Regions from separate parts of the Homo sapiens genome. Here regions 2, 3, 4, 5, 6 and 7 are each linked to region 1. A link is a contact called in ENCODE Hi-C or POLR2A ChIA-PET data. All regions are on one chromosome and are shown on one strand. Each heading gives the region's core, a stretch centred on a gene start or an enhancer-like site at or near the end of the contact. The rest is flanking DNA. Distances are from core to core; before and after follow the strand shown.

The links. A loop is a pair of places that touch in the nucleus more often than their neighbours do. ChIA-PET counts read pairs that join two places held with the same protein, here RNA polymerase II (POLR2A). Pooled maps may share reads with other maps.
Region 2: a pooled map shows a loop between it and region 1 (10-fold over the local background). The contact joins the promoter of PNISR-AS1 here to the promoter of MAP3K7 in region 1. A Hi-C loop is called at or near these places in 2 of 50 pooled maps.
Region 3: a map of CD4-positive, alpha-beta T cell shows a loop between it and region 1 (11-fold over the local background). The contact joins the promoter of FBXL4 here to the promoter of MAP3K7 in region 1. A Hi-C loop is called at or near these places in 4 of 168 maps with a recorded cell type or tissue (CD4-positive, alpha-beta T cell, CD8-positive, alpha-beta T cell and naive thymus-derived CD4-positive, alpha-beta T cell) and 7 of 50 pooled maps. POLR2A ChIA-PET finds 5 or more read pairs at or near these places in 1 of 52 experiments (B cell).
Region 4: a map of CD14-positive monocyte shows a loop between it and region 1 (18-fold over the local background). The contact joins the promoter of MMS22L here to the promoter of MAP3K7 in region 1. A Hi-C loop is called at or near these places in 3 of 168 maps with a recorded cell type or tissue (CD14-positive monocyte, CD4-positive, alpha-beta T cell and naive thymus-derived CD4-positive, alpha-beta T cell) and 11 of 50 pooled maps. POLR2A ChIA-PET finds 5 or more read pairs at or near these places in 1 of 52 experiments (WTC11).
Region 5: a loop to region 1 is called in a pooled map, with 14 times the contacts of the local background. The contact joins the promoter of KLHL32 here to the promoter of MAP3K7 in region 1. A Hi-C loop is called at or near these places in 9 of 50 pooled maps.
Region 6: a pooled map shows a loop between it and region 1 (21-fold over the local background). The contact joins the promoter of NDUFAF4 here to the promoter of MAP3K7 in region 1. A Hi-C loop is called at or near these places in 10 of 50 pooled maps.
Region 7: a loop to region 1 is called in a pooled map, with 15 times the contacts of the local background. The contact joins the promoter of UFL1-AS1 here to the promoter of MAP3K7 in region 1. A Hi-C loop is called at or near these places in 3 of 37 single-sample maps with no recorded cell type and 11 of 50 pooled maps.

What each region holds. Positions count from the first base shown.
Region 1 is chr6:90,585,600-90,588,845 of GRCh38, forward strand. It overlaps MAP3K7 (mitogen-activated protein kinase kinase kinase 7), which reads right to left and starts at 1,473. Exons shown (of 17, transcript NM_145331.3): 1 at 1,165-1,473. The coding sequence starts at 1,284. It overlaps LOC124901363 (a long non-coding RNA gene), which reads left to right and starts at 1,195. Exons shown (of 2, transcript XR_007059680.1): 1 at 1,195-2,356. RefSeq lists silencers at 1,293-1,412, 1,409-1,605.
Region 2 is chr6:99,423,309-99,426,554 of GRCh38, forward strand. It overlaps PNISR-AS1 (PNISR antisense RNA 1), which reads left to right and starts at 1,563. Exons shown (of 3, transcript NR_125843.1): 1 at 1,563-1,806; 2 at 1,916-2,079. It overlaps PNISR (PNN interacting serine and arginine rich protein), which reads right to left and starts at 2,000. Exons shown (of 12, transcript NM_032870.4): 1 at 1,907-2,000. RefSeq lists enhancers at 1,301-1,821, 1,642-2,111, 1,803-3,002, 1,822-2,341, 2,342-2,862 and 3 more and a silencer at 1,478-1,658.
Region 3 is chr6:98,946,226-98,949,471 of GRCh38, forward strand. FBXL4 (F-box and leucine rich repeat protein 4) reads right to left here and starts at 1,721. Exons shown (of 10, transcript NM_001278716.2): 1 at 1,581-1,721. RefSeq lists enhancers at 611-800, 1,604-2,115 and silencers at 1,241-1,550, 1,848-2,142.
Region 4 is chr6:97,281,467-97,284,712 of GRCh38, forward strand. It overlaps MMS22L (MMS22 like, DNA repair protein), which reads right to left and starts at 1,750. Exons shown (of 25, transcript NM_001350599.2): 1 at 1,630-1,750; 2 at 848-1,087. The coding sequence starts at 1,011. RefSeq lists enhancers at 1,327-1,586, 1,967-2,026.
Region 5 is chr6:96,923,275-96,926,520 of GRCh38, forward strand. KLHL32 (kelch like family member 32) reads left to right here and starts at 1,454. Exons shown (of 11, transcript NM_052904.4): 1 at 1,454-1,752. RefSeq lists a silencer at 1,181-1,490.
Region 6 is chr6:96,896,311-96,899,556 of GRCh38, forward strand. NDUFAF4 (NADH:ubiquinone oxidoreductase complex assembly factor 4) reads right to left here and starts at 1,581. Exons shown (of 3, transcript NM_014165.4): 1 at 1,356-1,581; 2 at 434-537. The coding sequence starts at 1,491. It also overlaps a transcript of KLHL32 not described here. RefSeq lists an enhancer at 1,404-1,503.
Region 7 is chr6:96,520,003-96,523,248 of GRCh38, forward strand. UFL1-AS1 (UFL1 antisense RNA 1) reads right to left here and starts at 1,712. Exons shown (of 4, transcript XR_007059687.1): 1 at 1-1,712. UFL1 (UFM1 specific ligase 1) reads left to right here and starts at 1,804. Exons shown (of 19, transcript NM_015323.5): 1 at 1,804-1,948; 2 at 3,144-3,246. The coding sequence starts at 1,872. RefSeq lists enhancers at 1-520, 521-1,392, 1,393-2,264, 1,409-1,598, 2,265-3,136.

The DNA.
Region 1 (3,246 bases), core at 223-2,722:
ATATATATGCAGTTTTTACTTTTCTAAATTTTATAGTCATTAGAACCCAATTTACCTGTTAATTTGAAAAACGACGCTTTAAAGTCACTTTGAAATATCTTGTTCTAAAATAAATTACTGCAGAATAAAGAAAGGATATGGGTTTTCTGATAGCGATTTCTAGTCTAATATTATATTCTGATTGTCACCGAAATCATTCGTTATCTCTTCAGAATATGCTACTTGAAACATCTTTTGATCGTAGACCAGTCTATGTTACTTATGGTGAAATTCACCTACATTAGCCCAACTGAAAGCCGAGCATTTAAACATTACGAGTATTGCTGTGCGGTATCGGAGAAATTGAGAACCATTCGGTGCTAAGGGAAACACTTTATTAGACTTGATGATCTACTAATTTAACAAGCATTTATTGAGCATCCCCTACATGCCAGGTACTGAAGTAGAAGTCGAATATAATACAATCTTTGGCCATTAAGAACATTACGTCCGGCCGGGCCCGGTGGCTCACGCCTGTAATCCCAGCACTTTGGGAGGCCGAGGCGGGTGGATCATGAGGTCAGGAGATCGAGACCATCCTGGCTAACAAGGTGAAACCCCGTCTCTACTAAAAATACAAAAAATTAGCCAGGCGCGGTGGCGGGCGCCTGTAGTCCCAGCTACTCGGGAGGCTGAGGCAGGAGAATGGCGTGAACCCGGGAAGCGGAGCTTGCAGTGAGCCGAGATTGCGCCACTGCAGTCCGCAGTCCGGCCTGGGCGACAGAGCGAGACTCCGTCTCAAAAAAAAAAAAAAAAAAAAAAGAACATTACGTCCAGCGGACTGAAACTCCAGAACGGCTACGATCTTCGCTGAAACTACTACTTACAGATACGAGAACTGGTGGACCACACTATCTCACCAGTTCATTCTCCTGTTTATCACCGGAATATCAAATCCAAAATCAAGAGTACCCAAGAGAGGAAAAAAGGCAGCTACTCCCGAGCAGTTGAGCTCAGAGAGTAACCCCCACTCCCACGTTACTGAGGGCTGTGGGGTCTCCCGGGTGGACCCCGCAGGGTCCCGCGAATTAGAGGGGCCCCGGGAGGCACCTTCAGAGCCGGCACCAGGCAGAGGCGGGGGCGGGGCAGGCCGGGACCGGCGTCTCCATGCCGGGCCTCGCTCACCTCTTCCACCTCGATCTCCTTGTAGTCGATCTCTTCAAAGTTGAGGACCTGGGAAGGGGCTTCGATCATCTCACCGGCCGAAGACGAGGAGGAGGAGGAGGCGGCAGAGGCTGTAGACATGATCCCTCGCGGCGCCCGGTGGGGCCGGGAACGGTGCCACCCGGACAATCCGGGTGAGACCCGCGCCCACCCGCCTCCGGACCGACCCTCAGCCTGGAGCCGCGCAGTCCTACTACCCGGCGATCCGTGGCGGGGGTAGAGGCAGCGGCCACAGCCGTGTCCGGCTCTGGCTCCGCTGCGTTTTCCGCCGACGGGCCCCGCCCACTACACTTCCGGTTCCGGGCTGAAATCGGAAACAGGAGGAGGGCCGTAAACTCCGGGGTAGGGGAGGGGAGAATTTTGTGACTTGGAAAGAAAAGGAGGGACAGGTTGGGGGTGGGGTGGAGTAAGCTAAGAAGCAAACTTGGACCTCTAGAACAAATTTCGCGAGACCTTTATTACAGGGCCTCAGCAACCGGATGATACCGCGAGAGAGGACGCCTGACGTAATTAAAGTGCGCGAACGGAAGTGGCGCGGAACATGACGGAAAATCAGTACGGTTGGTCCCTTAAGGACCAGCGGGAAAGATAAAAGCTGGGGTTTAGTCTGTGCTGCGTGAAATATGTCTTGGCCTCACTTCCTGTCCTCTGAGCTGCCTGCAGCCGGGCGAGGTGGTGTTGAACTGTGTTTTTTGTGACGAAGCTTACTTTTAAGTTTCATCCCTAAACTAAGTTGACCTGTTTCTTTAAGACGGCTTGCAAAATGTGTTTTCCTCAATGTGGGATATGGAAAGAAGCAGTTGCTCCTGTTATTTTGAGCTAGTACCTGACGCTATGAGAAATTCTAAAAGAGCGAATCAGATCATGCAACATGAATAACTATGGAGGCTGAGTGATCAAGAACAGAAGTTAATATTTTGGTGTTACAAACTTTCCACGGATTAGGTGAATAAGATATTTATAATTTGGTGTGTTCATCTCAAGTTATGGATTACGAGTGCGGGGCACTAGTGCTTTAGATTGGTAAATGAATCATCAACAGTCGCCTTGAAAATCGAATATTTTTGTCACCATTTTCAGGACATGAGAAAACACGCTGAGAGTTTAAAGCAATTATGGTCCTCACAAACTAGATCATTCTGTCCCCAAGATGGTCAGTATTGCTCATGTTGTACTACCAGCACAAGTTTTAGTTTTAAACTAACTGTTGAATTTTATATAGTCCGTTTGACATAAAGCCTAACTGTGGAATTATGTTAAACACATTTGGGATTGCAAATAGATCATTGGATTTGACCATCAAGAAGTTACAAACTCCTGGGAAACATTCTGTCACTTTTTATTCGTAGTTCTAGTGACACGCAGTGACAGTTTGATGAGTGGATAAAAAAATGAAAGAAACGATAATTTCTTTTCACTGTACACTCTCTCTTTGCATGCTCTTACCCAAGGTCTCTGTTTCTCATACTATTTTTATAATGATGACTCCTAATCTCCAAATACTCAAGATTTTTCCTGAATTCTGGACCTATTGGTCATCTCTACTTAGACAAACACCTAAACTTCAAGATACCACAGCAAATTCAAAAGTTGTCACCCACCACAAATATATTCCTATGTTATTTTCCTATGTCACTTAAGGATGCCATCACCCAGTTGGTTGTCCAAGTGAGAAATCAGGGCATGTGAAATGATGCGTGGTGCACTGATACCCAGTAGAAGCTGATATAATCAGTGGGACAGTCATTTTCACCTGTCATTCCCCTTGCATTTCCAAACAAGGATGGTCACTTCTTACCTTGTGCTATAACTCTGCAGGTCTATATCCGATTTCCTTTTAACACCTTGATCTTGCTGCCAGGTGGGAACTCAATAAATACTTAGATATTCTGTACAAATGAATAGCTTTTGTCAGTCCTCCCTTTCCCTGGAGTGTAAGATATGTTTCCTGTACCTTCAGTTTAGGACTGGAATCTTGACAAAGGACTAATTAATTACCACAGCCATGATGCAGTTCTCCTGCTTGATTTTTCCCCCCAAAAT
Region 2 (3,246 bases), core at 313-2,812, 8.8 Mb after region 1:
AATAAACTAACAAATAAATGTGAGGGAAGACACAAATCTCCCACAGAGAATTCCAAATAAATTATGTAAATATTCCACCCTAACTGAGGAAGAGCACAACTGTCCATTCAGTAAGCGTGGGCTCTGCAAAGTGACTTCCTTCCAAAGAGAACAGTATAAAAAGGGGTGGGGGAAGTAACTTTACAGTGGATAAATCTAACAAACGCTACTCCAGAAGGATGATCAAGGTCAGTAATAATGTGATAAGTCACCTTGATAGTATGTATCCTTGATAGCATGTGTTGAAAAGGGCATCTTACCTCTGTGATCTTCCCCTGATATAGTCCGTAAGGCCATTTTAATCATGAGAAAATCGTCTGGCAAATTCCAATAGCAGGGCACCCTACAATATACCTGACCATACTCCTCAAAAAATGTCAAGGTCACTGTATTAGTTTGGTATGCTTGCCATAACAAAGTACCAAAGACTGGGTGGCTTAAGCAACAGAAATTTATTTCCTCACTGTTCTGGAGGCGTATAGTGTAAGCTCTATGGGGTTGATTTCATTCTAAGGCCTCTCTCCTTGGCTTGTGGATGGTTGTCTTCTCCCTATGTCTTCACATGATCATCCCTCTGTATCCTACTCTCTTCTTATAAGGACAGCAGTTATTAATATATTGGGCTAAGGTCCACCCTAGTGACCTCATCTTCTTTAAAGACCCTCTCTCCAAATACAGTCACGTTCTGGGGTACTGAGGTTAGGACTTCAAGATACGAATTTTAGAGGGGCACAAGTCAGCCCTTAACAGTCATCAAAAACTAGTTAAGCCTGAGAAACTGTCACAGCCAAGAATATACAGCCTAAGAATATACAACAACTAAATGTAATGTGATATCCTAGCTGGCATCCTGGAACAGAAAAAGGACTTTAGGTAAAATGTGAGGAAGTAGGAATAAACTATGGACCTTAGTTAATAATTTATCATTATTGGTTCATTAGTTGCAACAAATGTACCATACTAACATCTATTAATAAGAAGATAAACTGTGTGTGTAGTGGGGACGTCGTATGTGCTCAACGTAAACAAAAACTGTTCTAAAACATAAAGTCTATTAGTAAGTTAAAAAAAAAAACTCTCAAGAACATCTTTAAAGAACTGTTTTCTCTATAAGCCCTTTGCCACTTTACAAAAAAATTCCACAAGTAAAATCTTTAGTAGTCTGGTTGCTGTTGTTTTCGCCCTGCTGCACTCAAATGAGGAATTCTAAGTTTATTTTGTTTTACTTGGGGGCAGGGGGAAGTAAAAAGATGTAAAAGATTAATGTTGAATTAAAATCTTAAGCTAGAATGTTAATTTAACAACCCACAAACAAATTTGTCTAATGCTCAATTTGTTCAGATGACGATACTATCCACCACAGGGTAAAAAACTGAAATATTGGATACTACCTTTAGCGAAGCTTAACACATAATATCCATCATTGGGTAAGAACACACGAAAAACACAAACTAAGGAACTGCGCCTGCGTAGTCAGAGCCTCAAAGGGTATAAGCTCCAGGTCGCGAGCCCCCGCCTCCTCCGCCCCCATGAACCCCCTTCCCACAAGGGGGTTCCCACTGCGCACGCGCAGTGTTTAACGGCCGGTCAGGAACCCAACAATTAGTCCCTTCTCGTCCGAGAGGAAACTCTGTGAGAAGATGGGACCGTGAGCACTCTCTTTAACAAGGACATTTCCTTTTCAGCGAAAGCAGCGCTCTGATTTACCAAGTCTGGCGGACCGCAGCGCTTTAAAGGAATGAGGTTCCAGCGGTCGCGCCAAGCAGCGTACGCAGCCTATTTTAAGTTATGCTACCTTCGCCACAGAAACCAAGAACGTTGTAATGGTCCGGCAAGTGCCCACGTATAATTGTTCTCCATCACTTACCCACTCTAGTTCGGGAACACCCTTGTCGCCGCCGTTCCGGTAACACCTCTCCAACGCTTTCGATGCTTCTACTTCTTCGGGAACAAGACAAGATGGCGCCCGATTTGTCTCACCCGGAAGTAAAGAATAATAACATCCGTTTGTCATCTGAAGCCATACCATCTCTCATCCAGGTTTGTGAACACGTGATTGTGCGGATTGACATGTTTCGGCGCCATTTTTTTTGTGGGCAAAACCATCTCTACTCTGGTCAACACCGGGCAACTGAACCATTCCTGCACGTTACTTTTTAACGTAGCTGGCGCCATTCCCGACCCATCTTTATAGTGGCCAGAAAGCCAAGAACGTAAGTGTTCTACACATAGGGCGCCTTCAAATTTTTTACTTTAGCAACGTGATCTTCCTTTAAGGGGAAGTATGTTCCCTCCTAGAAACACTCCCGCCTTGGAGAAGGGGTTGAGTTCGCAACTCCACTTACAGACTACGGAGGAACCCCAGGGTCAAACCAAACCAAACCAATTCTGGCCAGTTGCTTAGCGCAGTTCAAGTTACTTAGTGCGCTGGAAGCGGCATTTCAGGCAATCCAACTTCTGGCTCGAACCTTCTCGGAGTATTCCAAGGATGGAATACTCTCACTTGAGCGCTGCCGAGGGTGCCGCTTGAGGAAAACGTGAGTTTGTGAAGGTGAGCAGTCTGGGTCGGTAGCGAAAGCGGAGACCTTAGCTGACCCCGCAGCTGTCTTTCTCTTTGTTAACCTCAACACATCGCGCCCCCTTCCGGGAACACTTGCTCTTCTCTCCTTGGCTTAACTAGTCCCGGTTTTTCATTCTTTATCCGTGACTTTTAGGGAACCGTGGGGGGGAAGTCTGGTTTCCGTCCTGCTGCTTTCCTTCAACTACAAGATGGCTTCTCAAAAGGACGCATGCAATGCCATTCCTCAAAGACAGTATGTTGATTTCACAGTGTTTTTATATGAACAACGTTCAAGTGTCAAAAGTATCAATTTCCAGGCTAGGAGCTACAAGTTAAAAGGAAAACAAAAATGTTCCAAAGATACAGTGTTTATTAGCTACATCTTGGGAAGTGCCTTTCCAGAGAGTAACATGAAAACTTCTGCGTGACAAAGTGCACGAAGTATCTGAATTATTTCATTGGGCAATTGTCGTGCAAAAGAAATAGCAAATTACCGTAGAAACAAAATAGTAAGAGCACAGCTAGATGGATAAAGATACAGATGTGAAAATATAGATGCCCTTTGCATGAAAATTCAGTTTTCCTCAGCACTAGAGACCCAGATACTCCTGAATTAGCATTATAATAAAGTCGTCACTAGCTAACCA
Region 3 (3,246 bases), core at 471-2,970, 8.4 Mb after region 1:
AGGGCCTATGGTATTTATAGGACTGATCAGCAGGGAAAAATAGAATTCCAACAAATGATGATGGAGTCACTAACAAAATTATAAAGTTAGAGCCTTCTTATCTCACATTAAATATAAATAAGATCATTAACAATACTAGAAGAAAACGGAGGTGGATATTTATATACAATTCATGTAGATAAAGGCCTTTTTTAAAGGACACTGTGTTAGATCCGCGAAGTTAAGATCGAGAATGTTAACCGCAGCAACATTAAGAGGATGAGACTAACACAGTAAAGAAAGAAGGGGCAGTTTTTGTTAACTGACCATATGTGCAAGTACCATATGTACCATTGTACAGAGTACTATAATCGCATTATTTCATCACGGCGTGAGTAAAGAAATTATCCATCTTACAATGAGTTGACTTATCTGATTTTCAAATAACAGAAGGGAAGAGTTTGAAAATGCAGAGTTCAGAAAAGCCAACTTTTGGCGCAGAAGTTTAAAACAAAGTTAGTACTCAGAACATAAGTATGGAAAGAAGAATCCAATTCAAGGAACTTTTAGAGTGCCTACTAAAGCATAATGCACATTTCCCTCAAGTCCTTAATCTGATAAAGGACTATTGGAGCGCTGATGACTCTGGATGAATCTCTCTCTACTCAACCAACAGATACAATATGCGGTACAGGATAATGGAGGCAGGAAGTGAGCCTGAAAGAAAAAAATATATACCTATAGCTGAACTTAAGAAACCAAGGAGTGCACGCAAGAACCAGAAAAGGCAGCTTGTGTCTGTGAACAGACCAAAGCAAGCAGAGATCCCTGCACCTGGTGGTAATGTGCCCTCCGGAGCACAAAGCCAGACGGGCATCCTGCCAACGCAACTACCTGACCACAGGCTTATACCATCTTCACCTTCTATAATAGTTATTTGTATACTGTATTTCAATCTGTGAATGCATCTCGAAGGTTTGTGGCAATGATTACTGGGAAATCAAGGAAATCCAAAACCACCCGTTATAAATATGTCGACAAGGAGGCCAAGTAGATGGTCATCATCACACTCTAGGGGCACCCCTAAACCTAAACACAGAAACAAGGTTGTAGCTGGGCACCCTGTAGCAGTCCTGAAGAAAGAAAACAGGCCTGGTTAGGCAAAAACCATCGGATGTCAGAGGGAAATCAAGGCAGCAGGCACAGGAATCACAAGCACAGGCGGGCATGTGGCCGACGCGTGGCTGCCGGCGCAGCACTGAGCGCGGGTGTGGGGCGACCCGCAGTCCCCCGCGGTGTAAACAACCCTGAGCCGCGCACACGTCCGAACGACGCCTCACAGCCTGCAGGCAGACTGTAGCGTAGAAAGAGCCCGAGGCACGTCAGCAGTTCTCAAGGGCCCCAGCAAGCCCCGCAAGCGTGAAGCGGAGGCGCGGGGGCGCGGGGCCGCGGGCGGGGAGGGGCGGGCAGCGGGGGCCTCTGCCAGGCGTCCAGACTCCCCAAAGCGCGGAGCTGCGCGCTGGCTCGGCCCCGGCCCCGCCCCGGCGCCAAAGGAAGAAGACAGAGACCCACGGGAGGGAGAAGTAAAGGAAGGGCCGTACCCTGCAGGGTCCGGGAGAGGCGCGCGCCGCGGGCTTCACCAGCGACCAGGCAGCGCGAGAAGGCCTGGGTGCGGGGGCGGCTCCCCGACTCTCTAGATGCGGCACAACCGCCGCAAGCCCGGCCTAGCGCGACCCGGAAGGAAGACGCGGAGGCCGCGAGGAGCGGCGGGCCCGGGGAGGCGGGGCGGAGCCGGGGAGGAGGGGCGGGGCCGCGGGGTTGGGGCGGGGCCGGGGAGGCGGGGCGGGGCCTGGAGGGAGGCGGGGCGGGGCCAGAAGCAAAGCCGGGCGTTTCTCCCATGGGAGGTGCTCTGGGTCCTACGGACAGCCCGCTCCCAGGCCAGGGGGAGGAGCTTTCTGCTGGCTTCCTAGCTCCAGTGGTGCCCGTGTAAAGGGCCTAGGTCATACACAGCGGGTAGTGTCTACAAATCCTCTTCGGAATAATCCCTTCCGAGTACCGGCTCGCCATGTGTAGTGTGGTCCTACAAGGACTTCTTCAGTCCAGACTTGGTGGATCAGATGATACATAGGTAATACGGCTGGTACGCATACGTAGAGGAAAAGTATAATATACATTATATGCACTCTGAAGGTATAATTCACCTAGTTTACAAACCTCCTCTTCCCTGCATACAAATCCTGCCTGCAGGCTCATTTCCATACCAACGTTCAGAAGCCTCTGACCATTACCTCTGATGAAGAAGATGGTCTGGCAGCCTCTCTTACTCATTTTGATTTATTTTTGGTAGATTCAGTATGGCACTTTATTTATTTATTTATGTATTTTTTGAGACGGAGTCTCGCTCTGTCGCCAGGCTGGAGTGCAGTGGCGCGATCTCGGCTCACTGCAACCTCCACCTCCCAGGTTCAAGCGATTCTCCTGCCTCAGCCTCCCGAGTAGCTGGGACTACAAGGGCGCCAAGCTAATATTTTGTATTTTTAGTAGAGACGGGGTTTCACCATATTGGCTAGGATGGTCTTGATCTCCTGACCTTGTGATCCACCTGCCTCAGCCTCCTAAAGTGCTGGGATTACAGCCGTGAGCCACCGCGCCCGCCCTTGGCACTTTTTTTAGTTTGCATCATATTTATCTTGTTACAAAATATCCACTAAGATGGAAAATATTTAATAAAATGTTGAACTACACATTATTTGCTGTCTGAATGCTCCAATGAGGCAAACCAGTAAGGATATTTACTTATATATGAACAGAATCAATATATGATATGCAATATACATTGTATACAAAAAAATTAAAATTTTTATTTTCTTCAACTTTTTGATGCATAATAGCTGTACATATTTTCAGGGTATATGTGATAATTTGATTCATTTCTGTAATCAAATCAGCATAACTGGGTTACTCATCCCCTTAAATATTTATCTTTTCTTTGTGCTAGGAACATTCAAATTGTTCTCTTCTGGCTATTTTGACATGTACTATTGATAAATGTTAGCTGTAGTCACCCTACTGATCTATGGAACACCGGGTCTTATTTCTTCTAAGTGTATGTTTCTTCTAAGTGTATGTTTACCTCCCCTTGCTCCCCCATGGCCCACCCCCCCAATACTTCTCAGTCTCTGAGATCCACTTTCTGAACTCCCACATATGAGTGAGAACATGCATTATTTGCCTTTCTGTGCTTGGCTTATTTCACTCATCATAATG
Region 4 (3,246 bases), core at 500-2,999, 6.7 Mb after region 1:
AAAAAGTCAGAAAATGCCTTGGTACTTTACACATTCAAGATTACAATAGCTAGACTGTATTAAAACGTCAATCTTCTATATTGATAAAATGTACGACTAAAGTGTAATGTAACTTAAGAGGAAAAATCAACAAGAATTCTAAAAAACATATTTCTGCCTGTCTTCACCAGTAGTCTTCAGTTGTAGAATTTCATCCTTTGAGGGGACATTTAATTTTAAAACTGCTAACAGTTATTCTGAGCCATGTCTGGAGAATAGTATCCAACTAATGAAGTTGAGTATTCTATTTAAGATTTCTAACAAGGTACAACTATAAGGTCAACAAAAATAGTTTCCTCACTGAAACTGCCTCAGCAGGTATTACCAAAATATTTCAAGAACAGTTTTACTGTAATATATATGTACCTGCCCAAGGCAAAATAAGTCTATACACTTCTATATGTGCAGGTAGGATTAGAAGGAACAGGGGCAATAAAAAATGTTTGTCTCTCTTAAATATTACTGGAAAGCTCTAGAATATTATCACACTCTTTAGAAGGAAATACTACTGCAAAAGGCTCAGATAGTTAGGAATTCATTTTAAGTAGAAGAAAAATTAGTGCCCAGCTCCCTACAGTAAGGGAACATCAGTTACCAAGGAAGTTTTCCCTAATACCCCAAATACTTTAGATATGCCCTTACCAAGAAGCCAGCAGAACTGATAATCATTTGTACCCTTATGATATACTAAGCTGATTTATAAAACACGACTTGGTGAACACCAAAGTTTAATGGGCTGAAATAACTAACATTCCTAAAAAACTGGTGAATAATCAGATGAGGGAAAATGTCTCTGAGTTTTACCTACCGCTTAAGGGCTCCGCTGCAGAGGTAGGATTCTCCAGAAAAATGTTTTCCTCCTCCTCTGTTGTCAACAGCACAAGAAAAGTAAGGAGGTTTGCACCATTCCGTCCCCAGCTCCAGCTCTAAGCTGTCAGTCAGGAACGTCGATGCAGCAGAACAGTTCTCCATTGTTTACTTCATGTTCTGAAACACTTGGGGTTCGTCGTATCATTAAGGGCTCCAAAGAGAAGGTGTGAAGAGATTCCTGTTGGGGGGGGGGGGGTGGGGCCGAGAGAGTGGGGATTACTTCAGAAAGTTCTCAAGACGTCCGCCAGCAGGAAGGAAAAACAAACGAACAAACCCAGAGGCCAAATTCCCAATTCCCCCTCGCCCTCCGTCCATCAAGGCTGTCAGAACTTAAGACAAAATGCACAACCAACTGGCTGTGGCAGGGACCTCGAAATCCGGCCACTAAGTCGGGCTCTGCAGCCCAGGACAAGGTGAAAAGCAAAGAAATGTCTGCAGGACATAGCGTCCCGGGCTTGCCTAGAACTGCGCCCTCCGCAACGTTTCTAAACCACTCTCCGCCCGTTTCCCAGCAGCAGGGTGGAGAACGCTCCCTCCCCGGCTCGGGGTGGAAATTAGGAAAGCAACCCCTAGGGCCAACCCCGACCCTCCAAGGAGGAGGCGAGACCCACCAGGCCCACGCCTGGCAGCACTCGGGCGGAGAAGGCGGGGTGCCGGTATCCCGCGTACCCGGCTGCAGCAAGGACCCGGGGCGTCGGTTACCCGCGGTGCCTGTCGTACCCGCTCACATTTCCAGCTCCCGAAACCTGCCTCCTGTGACCCAGACCACCAACAGGAATCTTTGGGGTCTAAACCGCAAACAGGCGAAATTCCCGCCACCGCGCGCCCGCGCTCCGGAAAGGCGGGGCCACGGCGCAGCCCTCCCCCGGCTACCAATCGCCTCGCGATATCTGCGCGGAAACAGTCGGAGCCCCACGAATTCTCGCGAGAGTCCGTCAGTCCGGGACGAGGTACTGAGAAACTTTTTTTTTTGTACCTTTAATTGGTGCGTTCGGCTGAAAGGCGGGGCCTGGTAAAAAAAAAAAAACAGAACTGCTGCTGAGGCGGAGGAGAGGACTTAAGGACTATGGGTTTATCCTCTGGCCGGACCAAAGAGAAGATATTTACTCCAGTGAGTGCGAAGTGAGTGCCTCGTTCACACCCACAGTCGCGCCGTCCCCTCTTCCCGCTCTGGGGCCAGCAACTCTTGTTAGAATGCAGATGCCTTTTGTCCATGGACTGTGAGGCAGGCAAGTGCAACAATTAATTTTCTCTGTAACAGATGGAACAAGTAGACAGAAAATTAGTATGGATATGGAAAACTTGGAAAGCACTAACCAACTTGACCTAATTGACGTTTATAGGTGACCAACCCAACAATAGCAGAATACACACTCCTGTCAAGTGCACATGAAACATTCACTAAGCGATACCATATTCCGAGCCATAAAACAAATGTCATCAACTTTAAAAAGATTTAAATCGTACAAAGTGTATAGTCTGATCATAATGGCATTAAACTAGAAATAAAGTAGATACTTGAAATACTCTAAATATTTGGAAATTAAGAATCATACTTCTAACTAACCTGTGAATCAGGAAAAATCACAGGAAAATTAGAAAATACGTTGAATTAAATTAAAATGAAAACACTAAAATTTGTAACAGTACCTGCTTACATTAAAAAGAAGAACTCAATTCAATAAACTTTTGTCTTAAGTAACTAGAAAAAACCCCCAGCATATTGAAACCAAAGCAAGCAAAATGAATGAAATGATAAATAGTAGAAATAAATGGGATGAAATAAATGGAAGGAAATACATGCAAAAGTTGTTTTTCTAAAAGAGCAATATAATTGATAACCCCCCTACCCAAACTGATAAAGAAAATAAACAAATTATCAGTATCAGGAATTAAAAAGGTTTCATCACTATGAAATTTAGTCATTAAAAGGACAAGGATATTAAAAGAACATTATGAACATTTTTATGCCAATAAGCATAGGTGAAATGGACAAATTCCTTAAAAGACGCAAACTGTCAAAAATCAACAAAAGAAGAAAATTTGAGTATCTCTGTATTTATCGTAGTACTCAGAATCTTTGGTTAAGCCTCCCTCCTCTCTCTCTGCACACACACACACACACACACACACACACACACACACACACCACTTCTTACAAGAAAACTTCAGGCCAGGGCAGGCACAGTGGCTTTGGGAGGCTGAAGTAGGTGGATCCCTTGAGACCAGGAGTTCCAGACCAGCCTGGGCAACATGGTGAAACCCTGTCCCTTGTCTCCACAAAAAAAATACAAATATTAGCCAGGCGTGGTGGTGCTCATCTGTAGTCCCAACTAC
Region 5 (3,246 bases), core at 204-2,703, 6.3 Mb after region 1:
GTTTTATTTATTGATACCAGTCACTGTCAATATTTTTGGTTCAAAGACGCTTTCATATTCGATTTTCTGATAGAAGACAACGCAATGAAAACTATCAAGTTGCTTATGAAAAATTCTTAGGATGACACTGCACCTAATGTTTGTAGTCAGTTGTTTGTCATTCTTTCCCTTGTCCTATGCTGTGTCCAGGACTGCTAGATAAGTAGGTACCCAGCATCCTAGCGTCCAGATATCAAAACCATGAAAATGAAGCACTACAAGCCAGACAGATAACCTCCAGAGGGAGCAAACGAATAAACCCCCAAATCCTGTGGATCTAGAAGTAGAAAATAATCGCTGAACCACTGATTTGAGACCAATGAGAACATTAAGGACACCTCAAAATAGATCAGGGCACTGTTCCTAGCCCAACTCTGTGGCAGAACATAAACCTGCAAGAAATAGGATTAACATACTATCTTTGCAGTAAGTTAAATCCTGAACTTCTACAAAATACAGTTTACTCCAATTTAGTTACACTCTTCCTGCTTCTGGTGTCTTACCTCCACGTTGGACTAAGGTTTTCAATTCGGTGGTGGAATACTTACCTATTAAAATTACCCACTTTGCTTTAGTGTGAGTTTCTCAGCATGTTTTACACAGGAGTGACCTGAATGACTCGGAAGTGGCACTTGAGTGTGCCAGGCCCTGGAATTTAATGGTATGGTTCTGTGGTTGTTGTCTGTTTGCGGTTTTATTGCTGAATTAGTAGTAACCACAGTAATCACACCCTTTCTCATTTCTCAGGCTTGGGGATTTCGTCCACCTCTGGCGGGTTGGTTCCCCTGACGTTTCTTAAAGTTACTGTGAATTTGTTCTGGTCAGTACCATAGAGTGTATTATCCTAAGGAGGGCCACTGTAGGGCCGCTAGGACTAGAGGCAACTTGAACTTCACAAGTTAGCAGAGCAAGGACTCCCTGGAACACCGAGTTAGGGCCACGGGGTCTGTTTGCTCAGATTGCCCGCCAGCCCTGGGAAAGGAGTCTGGGGGCGAGCAGGCTGGGTTCCCGGGTCTCAGTCGCCGCAGTGGTGGCTACAGACTGCGCATGTGACCCAGGGGCCGGCGACGCAGGTGCCGGAGAGCGAGGAGGAGGGCGGCGTGGAGGAGGGTACTTCCGGGACCGGCGGGCGCGCGCTGGCAGCTCGCCGACGGCGGGGGCGGGGGCGGGGGGCGGCAGGGGAGCGAGCGCGCTGGCGGCGGGCGGTGGCGTTGCGCGCGGGGTGGCGAAAGGATGTGCGCGGGATCGCGGGGGAGGGGGAGGGAGCGCGCGGGCTAGCTGGAGGCGGGAGGGGGCGGAGCCCTGTGGCGTCTGAACCCGCCCCGGGGGTGCCAAGGTGCGTCTCCAGTCTGACGCGACCGCCTGGGGCGGAGTCAGCGGGACGTGCCACCTGCAGTGCTGGCTAGGGCTTTTTATTTACTAGGGAGCAGTTTCCCCGCGCGACAGTTCGGGAGCGCGCAGGCAGTCGCGCGCACACACGCACGCAGGCACACACACACACACACACACACACACACACACACTTTCGCACACACAAACACGCTAGGACGCTCGTCTTCGCTACTGCATCCCCGAACCAGCAGAGCGAAGCTACTGCGGGTTCTGTTAACCTCAGCATCGTGGGGCGAAGCAGAGCCATTGTGCATCAAGGAGAGGCCGGTGCCTGCGCTGCCGTCTCTGGCACCTAACCCAGCAGACCGCTCACCCCATCGGGTAAGCCAGTCTCTCTCCTTGTAACCTGTTCTGCAGACCTGAGGAAGAGGGTGGGAGGCTGCTGGTGCGCCAAGTGGGGGCAGACCCGGAGTTGACATTTCAGGGGCTTGCAGCCCATGCAGCCTCTGCCCGTGTCGTCTAACGGGAGCAGCCACTACTCAGGTTACTTATGCTGCCAGCCCTGGAGTCGCTCCCCCTTTCTTCCCTCCCCCTGAGCCCAATATGTACTGTGCTCCTTGGTTGCCAAGGAGACTTGCTTAAACATCAGCCGTGGGACATCTATTGAAAGAACTGGTTTCTTAAATGATGCCGTTATTTATTTTGATATTTAAAATAAAATATACACTGAGGACCTTTCGTAATTTGGCATTTGTTAATCTGTATTCAGGTGGCGGTTTCATTCAACTTCAAGAAAAGCCGTAATTGCACTATATGGTATGCTTTAAAAAGGATTCGTCAGATGAATTTTTCAACGGATTGTGTCTTGAATCATAATTTACTCCCATTTTGGTGATCTTATAAAGAAAGATGACTGCAGTTTAGATCCCTTCTTCCCCTCTATTTCCAGTTTTATTTTGCAGTTCACTTAGTCGTGATTATTTTAAATTAAAAGCAGATGATTTAATTGTGTTTCCCCACACAAGAATGAGCTTCTATTGTAAATTGACCAGAACAGGAATACGTTTGTGAATTCGTAACGTAAGAAGGTAGCATTCATGACATACATCTTTGCTAGCATTTTTATATCCCCTGCATCAGTATTGAAGCGCAGTTTTTTGCACCTCTGCTCATTTCTGAGAAGATTCTGTTTTTTAAAAAATCTCTTATTGATTATTTTTAGATCTATCTCTATACACAGATAGAGATAGATATAAAATGTGTGCCATGGCTTACTAGAGCTTATATGAAAGTGCAGTGGTTTTTGCTTTTTGTTTTTTTTCTGATGGGACTGGGTCCTCTACTGGAACACTGATAGGCCAATGGAACAGGTCAGCCTAATACCTGGGCTGTCAGTTTTGTTTTATTTTGAGGTCTCGGGTGTCTATTGGGTGAACTTGTAACACAGTACTTGAAGGCATCAGCAATCCAGTAATTACACTTTGCACGAATTTCATGCCTCCATCACAAACAAATGGCCCAGTAAAGATCCACTGGCATTCAAGAATTAATTTTGTTTTCCTTGGATATTTGTTCATCTTTTCTACTTCTTGTTAAATGACCCAAGGAAATAAGTCAAATTCTTCTAATTTAGATTTTAAACTCTGTCATAGAGAGTGTAATAAATAATGTGAGGAGCAAGTAAGCCAAATAATGACAGAGGTAGATAGAGGGGATTTATGCAATTCACAGAGCTTTGGGAGATGAATGATGACAAACATTTTACATTACAGTGTAGAAAGCACTTTTCATATACTTCTTTTTTAATCCTCACAACAACCCTTTGAGGCCAATAAATTACCTTCCATTTAAAGCTGAGGAACCCAAGACTCAAAC
Region 6 (3,246 bases), core at 331-2,830, 6.3 Mb after region 1:
AAAAACAAACAGGAACACCCCACAAAATCCAACAACACCACTTACTAAAGGAGTCTCTGAGATTAGAACATACCTCAATCCACAGAAGAATGAGAAAATAATATTAAAGCTCTGCTTTTGTCACTCAAATGACAACCACTGGAAGTAATGCCTTACCAAATCCTACAAATTCTGAAATACTATGAAATAATTCACACAGTTGCTTGTATCAATACTTCCACAAGTTATTTTAGAATTCTGGTAAATATCCAGTGAACCAAGGCATAAGTGTCTTGCTGTCTTACACCAGTGTGCTTAAACTTTGCCAAGGCGTGTAGATTGATCACAACACACACTTGCAGAGCACTCTTTTTACTACTTGCCACACTTAATCATTTTCCTGAAGCCCCAAAATAAGTAAATTGTGTATTCACTTAATTAAACACACATTTACCTGCAAGGAAGACACAGGATCTTTGGAATCAACATACACATCTTTTAGAAACGACAGCAGCTTTTCATCTTTACGAGCAATCTCTCCTTTAACTTCTGGATAGACTAAGGAAAGGAAAAAAGTCACAATATTAAAATCAAGGAAAATTTCCTGTAATATCCTAAACGCTTAACACAAACGCTTTCTTTTATTTTCTTTTTTGAGTCGGAGTCTCGCTCTGTTGCCCAGACTGGAGTGCAGTCGCGCGATCTCGGCTCCCTGCAACCTCCGCCTCCCGGGTTCGAGAGATTCTCCCACCTCAGCCTCCCGACAAGCTGAGGCTACAGGCGCGCCACCACGCCCGGCTAATTTTTGCATTGTTTGTAGAGACGGGGTTTAGCCATGTTGGCCAGGCTGGTCTCGAACTCCTGACCTCAGGTGATCTGCCCGCCTCGGCCTCCCAAAGTGCTGAGATTACAGGCTTGAGCTACCGCGCCCGGCCTAACCACTTTAATTTTTTTAAAAAATAAACATAATCATTTGGACTGTTAGGAAAATACTTTAGATGGAAATCAAAATTCCAGGTCAGGCTCTGCGTCCATCGTCCAGTGAAGACCCCTAGAGAAAGCTCTGTGACCCTCTCGGATTTTGATTCCCTGTATCAAGTCCGTGACAGCAGCCGGCGAGGGCCTGGTTAGCGGGAGCACTGGCTGCTGCCTCTGGGTCTCGGAAGTAGGCGGGGCCGCCGACCTCACCGCGGGCGCGGAGGACAGTCTCAATGTCACCGGCCTGGCGGCTCCCCCTTCCAACGCTCCGCCAACCCGAGCGGCTGCGGCCGAGCAGGCTGACGCCGATCCCTCGGCCTCCGGACCCACGCTAGGGACAGCCGGGCAGCACAGGGACTCCGCGCCCCCGGGCCCCGAAACGCCCTCGCACCACTCACGACTAATCTGCTCTCGCAGGAGGCTGTTGGTAGAGGGGTGTCTGGGAGCGACAGAGGGCTTCATCTTGCTGATTTCCCGTTCCGCTCGGTTCTCTAGGTTGAAATTCCTGATACCGCGAATCACTAGTGCTCCCATCTCCTCATAACATTATGCGCTCAGGTTCAGGCCGCACGTGGGAACACCGGCGCAGGACAACTCCGGGACACCCGGAGCATGCGCACAAGTGAGGGGAAGCCCCGCCGCGGGCGCTTAAATGCGTGCCCGTCGCCCCCTAGCGCTCGGGAGGCCACACACCGCTTCTCTGCCCAGGGCATTTAAAAGGGAGCCCCTCCCTTCGGGGCGAGTGACGGCTCCCACGAGGGCCGCTTCCGGCGGGAGGTGGCGGGGCTTAAGTCCCCAGACCCACGGTTGCTTTTAACGCTGGAACTCCGAGGGAGTCACCCGGGAAGCTCTGTAAAGTTCTGTGCCGGGCCCTACCCCAGACTTTCTGATTTAATTCTTGTGGAGTGAGGCCCAGCATTGGATAAGACTCCACGTGATTCCAAAGTTTCAGTGAAGAGCTGAAAATCAAAGTCGTAAGGAAGTTGACCTTGAAGTTGTTTCACAGGGCAATGCCACCAAAGAGTTAGCCGATAAAAATGGAACTTACTGAACCAGGGTCAAACTGGGCTCTCAAGTTGCCCTTTCCTGCTTTTGTGAAAGGAAAATAATGAAAGGATGTTCCCTTTCGATGAGTATTTGTTCTCAGCCGCTCTCATTTAAATGCCTCTTATTTTCCTGTCCCCCCGCCTGATGCATTTTCAAGCCACTGTATTCTTTTTCCATTATTTTTTACATCCCGTTCTCATTTGACCTAATGGTATCGATTTTAGTTATACTTTCCCTTATCTTATTTTTGCTACTAATTTACTTCTCCATGCTACTAAATGCTGAGTCATTCCCTCTCCTATTTCTCTTCTCTCTTGCCTTCTTCATTCTTTTTAAGCCTCTGTGTAATTTAATGAAAGGAACAGACAATAAGACGTCAGAAAAAAAAAACAAACAAACAAAAAAACGAGTGTTACATTCACCTTCTCCGTCTCTCTCCATTTCCTGAATGGGTTACTGTAGTGCTGCTTTTATTTAAGACCCTTTAGAAATATTGTTATTAATCTAAAATAAAACCCACCAGGAAGGAAGCAGTAGGAAGGAAGTTACAGTATTTCTCTTACTGTGGCTGCAAAATCTATTTTTAGTGTTCTGATCTCTGCTTAGCAAAATGAAGTAGAGTGGATGTTTTTAACCAGCTTAAAGTAAGAAAATATTGATGTAAAGATAATCGAATAGAATAATAATAATAAAACAAGAATCAAAGAACCAAAATGAAGAAAGGGAAAGTTTTTTAAAAAGAAAACTAATGTAATCATTAAGTATAATGCTTAATCAGAGCAAAAGCACTGCAAGGAAGACGGCTTCAGCCACTCTAATTTAAATGCCCTTTATTTAATTATACTGAACATTTTTACAGGGATTGGTATTTGGAATTTATAGAAGCTGAAATCAGTGATCTCAGATAGCATTAACTGGGAAGTTATCCTGAAGGTGGCAGGCTGCTCCAAGATTTCTATCTTTGATACTTTTAAGCATGCTTGTGATTCAGGGCTTTTTAGGCACGGTATTTCTATTTCTATGGGTGCTAAGAAATTTTAATCTGCCTCATTATGTCTATGTGCTTTAATCATGGTAGCAATTCGACTCACTGCCTGTTAAAATATTTTAAAAGTGAAAATCTCATTTTCATAGAAATTCCACCGAACTTCGGGCAGTATGAAAAAGTAATGTTAGAAGTGACTGTCAGGACAGTAGGGATTACAATATGAAATAATTATTTGAATTCACACATTCCAATAG
Region 7 (3,246 bases), core at 462-2,961, 5.9 Mb after region 1:
AAATCCATAAAGTGAAGCAAGTTTATAAAGAAAGCAAAGGAAAAAAAAAATGGCTATTCCATAGGCAGAGCAACGGCTTGAGCTGCTGGCCTAAGGATACCTATAGTTATTTCTTGATTACAGCTAAACAAGGGGTGGATTATTCACAAGTTTTCCAAGGAAAGGTGTAGGCAATTCCCAGGGCTGAGAGTTCCTCCCCATTTTAGACCCATATAAGGTAACTTCCAGACGTTGCCATGGCATCTGTACACTGTCATGGCACTGGTGGGGGTGTCTTTTAACATGATAATGAATTATAATTAGCATATAATGAGCAGTGAAGACGACCAGAGGTCACTGTATTCATCATCTTGGTTTCTGGTGGGTTTTGGTTGGCTTCACTACTGCAACCTGTTTTATCGGCAAGGTCTTTATGACTTGTTTTTCCTGCCTGTGGACCTTCTATCTCACTCTGTGACTAACCTCCTGGGAATGCAGCCCAGTAGGTTTCAGCCTTATTTTACCCAGCCCCTATTCAAGATGGAGTTGCTCTAGTTCAAACGCCTCTGACAACTAGTCACCCTGCTGTGCTATCAAATACTTGATATTATTCATTCTTTCTAACTGGAATAATATTTTTTAAATAGTAAAGAGTGAGATACATGAACTCCAAATATCTGAGACAGGTCACAATCAACTCAGAAAGTTTATTTAGCCAAAGTTAAGAACTTGCATCCATGACATGGCACAGATCCTGACAACATGCGCCCAAGGTGGCTGGGGCACAGCTTGGTTTTACACATTTTAGGGAGACATGGGGCAGCAATCAATATATGTAAGATAAACATTGGTCTGATCTGGAAAAGCGGGGCAACTCCAAGTGGGGAGGAAGTTCCAAGTCATAGGTAGATAACAGACAGTTGCATTCTCTTATGAGCCTCTCCAAATGAGGCAATCAGACATGCATTTATCTCAGTGAGCAGAGGGGTGACTTTGAATAGAATGGGAGGCAGGATTCCCTAAGCAGTTCCCAGTATGACTTTTCCCTTTAGCTTAGTGATTTGGGGGTCCCATGATTTATTTTCAATTCATAAGATATAAAAAAGATATAAAAAAGAAAGGTACACCTGAGTAAATATCTACTCAACAGGGAAGCAGGATACATGTTCTCTTTGCTTTCCCTGTTTCCTTGATAGCCATGCACCTTATGTTTATATTCCTCATTATTTGATGAAGTTAATCATTGCAATAAGAGAAATACGAAAGACTCTAGAACTCTAGACACGAAAGCAATTATACAGCCTTTATGACACGCAAATTTATTCACTCTGTAAAAAAAAAGTAATTACTTTCGGTAGGGTCTCCCATGTATCTTCCAAAAGGCAGACTGCTCTGGGTGCATGTAAAAATTAACACGATACCCTATACAAAAGGGAATGCTCAGAGTTAACAGCTAGAGAAGAGAGGCGCCAATCTTAGACACAGGCTTATTCCTCCGCACCCTCCCCCAAAACAAATGGAGGACAGAAGAAAAAAGAAAAGTAGTTAATACAACTATTACTCTACGGAAATATTAGGGGTAGCGCAAACAAAGTTCTGACACTAAACTTTACTGAGCCCTGCATCCTGCCCACGACCCCCCCAGAAACACCTACGCACCACTCTCCTAGCCGCCGCAGCCCCGCCAGTCTCGCCGGGAGGAACCCCCAGCGCCGCGGTACAACCACGGCACTTCCGCCCGCCCCCCGCGCCTCGGGCGCAAGCGTTTGGTGTGTCTGCGTCGGGGGCGGAGCCTCTTGTCCCTCTGCGCGGCCCGTTCCGCCTCTCTTCTCCCACCGCCTGTCGGCTGACGTGTCTGCAGTTCCTCCGCGTCTACTGCGAGTCAGGCCGTGATGGCGGACGCCTGGGAAGAGATTAGGCGGTTGGCGGCCGACTTCCAGCGGGCGCAGTTCGCCGAGGCCACGCAGAGGTGCCCGACCCTCCCTCTCCTTTGTGGAGCCCAAATTAGGCCGTGGGCGGACACGCCTGTATCTGGGACTTTAGACCCGCGGCCCTGCATCCCGGGTCTTCTCGCTGCTTGTCACCATTCTCTCCTCCTCCCTCTGTCCCGAGCCTGGATCGCAGTTCCAAGTCCAAGGCTCGGCGGGAAAGTCCTCAGCCTAGGACGCCCTGGAGCCCCCCAGCCCAGCTGCAGCGAAATGCTGGCGCGCCCCGCCCCACCATGGACGGGGCCGGTGATTTCGAGCTGCCTTTATTGAGCATTTCTTTGACCCTCCCTCACCCACCAACCACCAAATCACTGTGACATCTTGGCTATTATACACTTCCTGATCTAGAATGAGCTCGAAAGGAGAGGCTAACCCCCGCCCCCAGTACAGTACTTGGCAAATAGTATGTTGATCCTTAAAACTTCTTGCCCTTTTATCTCTCGTAACAGACCTAGGGCTAGACCCCTGACCCCATCTGTTATTCAGGGCACTGACATTTTCTACAAGCCCACTAACCTTTGGAGGATGTGTCCAGAGGAGCCTAACTCTGCTTTTTAAAAATAACGCTAATAGAAGCCTTTCTATTCTTTGACTACTTCCTACCTGCGATGTTTTATTCCTTTTGAGCCGGAAGACAGCAATCCCCTTATGCTGTATTTTCTACCACTGATAGCAAACTCGTAACTGCATGGGTAACTAACGTGGGTAAAAGTTATGGTTTCACTAGGCCACATCCCCTGCCTGCTTGCAGACCATGTGTGTAAGTGAGGCAATTATGCACTTAATTTAAAAGAAAATTCTGATTAAACTGGAAATTAGGGCATTTTTTGTTTTGTTTTGTTTTGTTTTTTCTTTTTTCCTACCTAAATAAATGTCTTCAATTTTCCCTTCAGATTTGAAGATTGGAAGCAGGCCTGTAAGAGACAACAGACTTGAAATTTGTGATGGGATGATGTGTACCAATTAAATAAATGATTTAAGCATATGTAAACCTACTTACTCTGAAAGGTTTTTTTTTAACTTATTGAATCAGTTAGTGAAAAATACAGATATTGTGATGTAGAAGTTAGTGACTAAACAAACTTTTTAAAAGCCTGTTTTCATACATTGTATTAATTTTATTGAGCGCCAATGTCTCAAGTGGACTTTTGAAACAACTTTTTTTCTTTCCCTCAGGTTGTCCGAGCGGAACTGCATTGAGATTGTTAATAAATTGATTGCTCAGAAACAGCTAGAAGTAGTTCATACACTCGATGGAAAGGAATATATTACTCCAGCC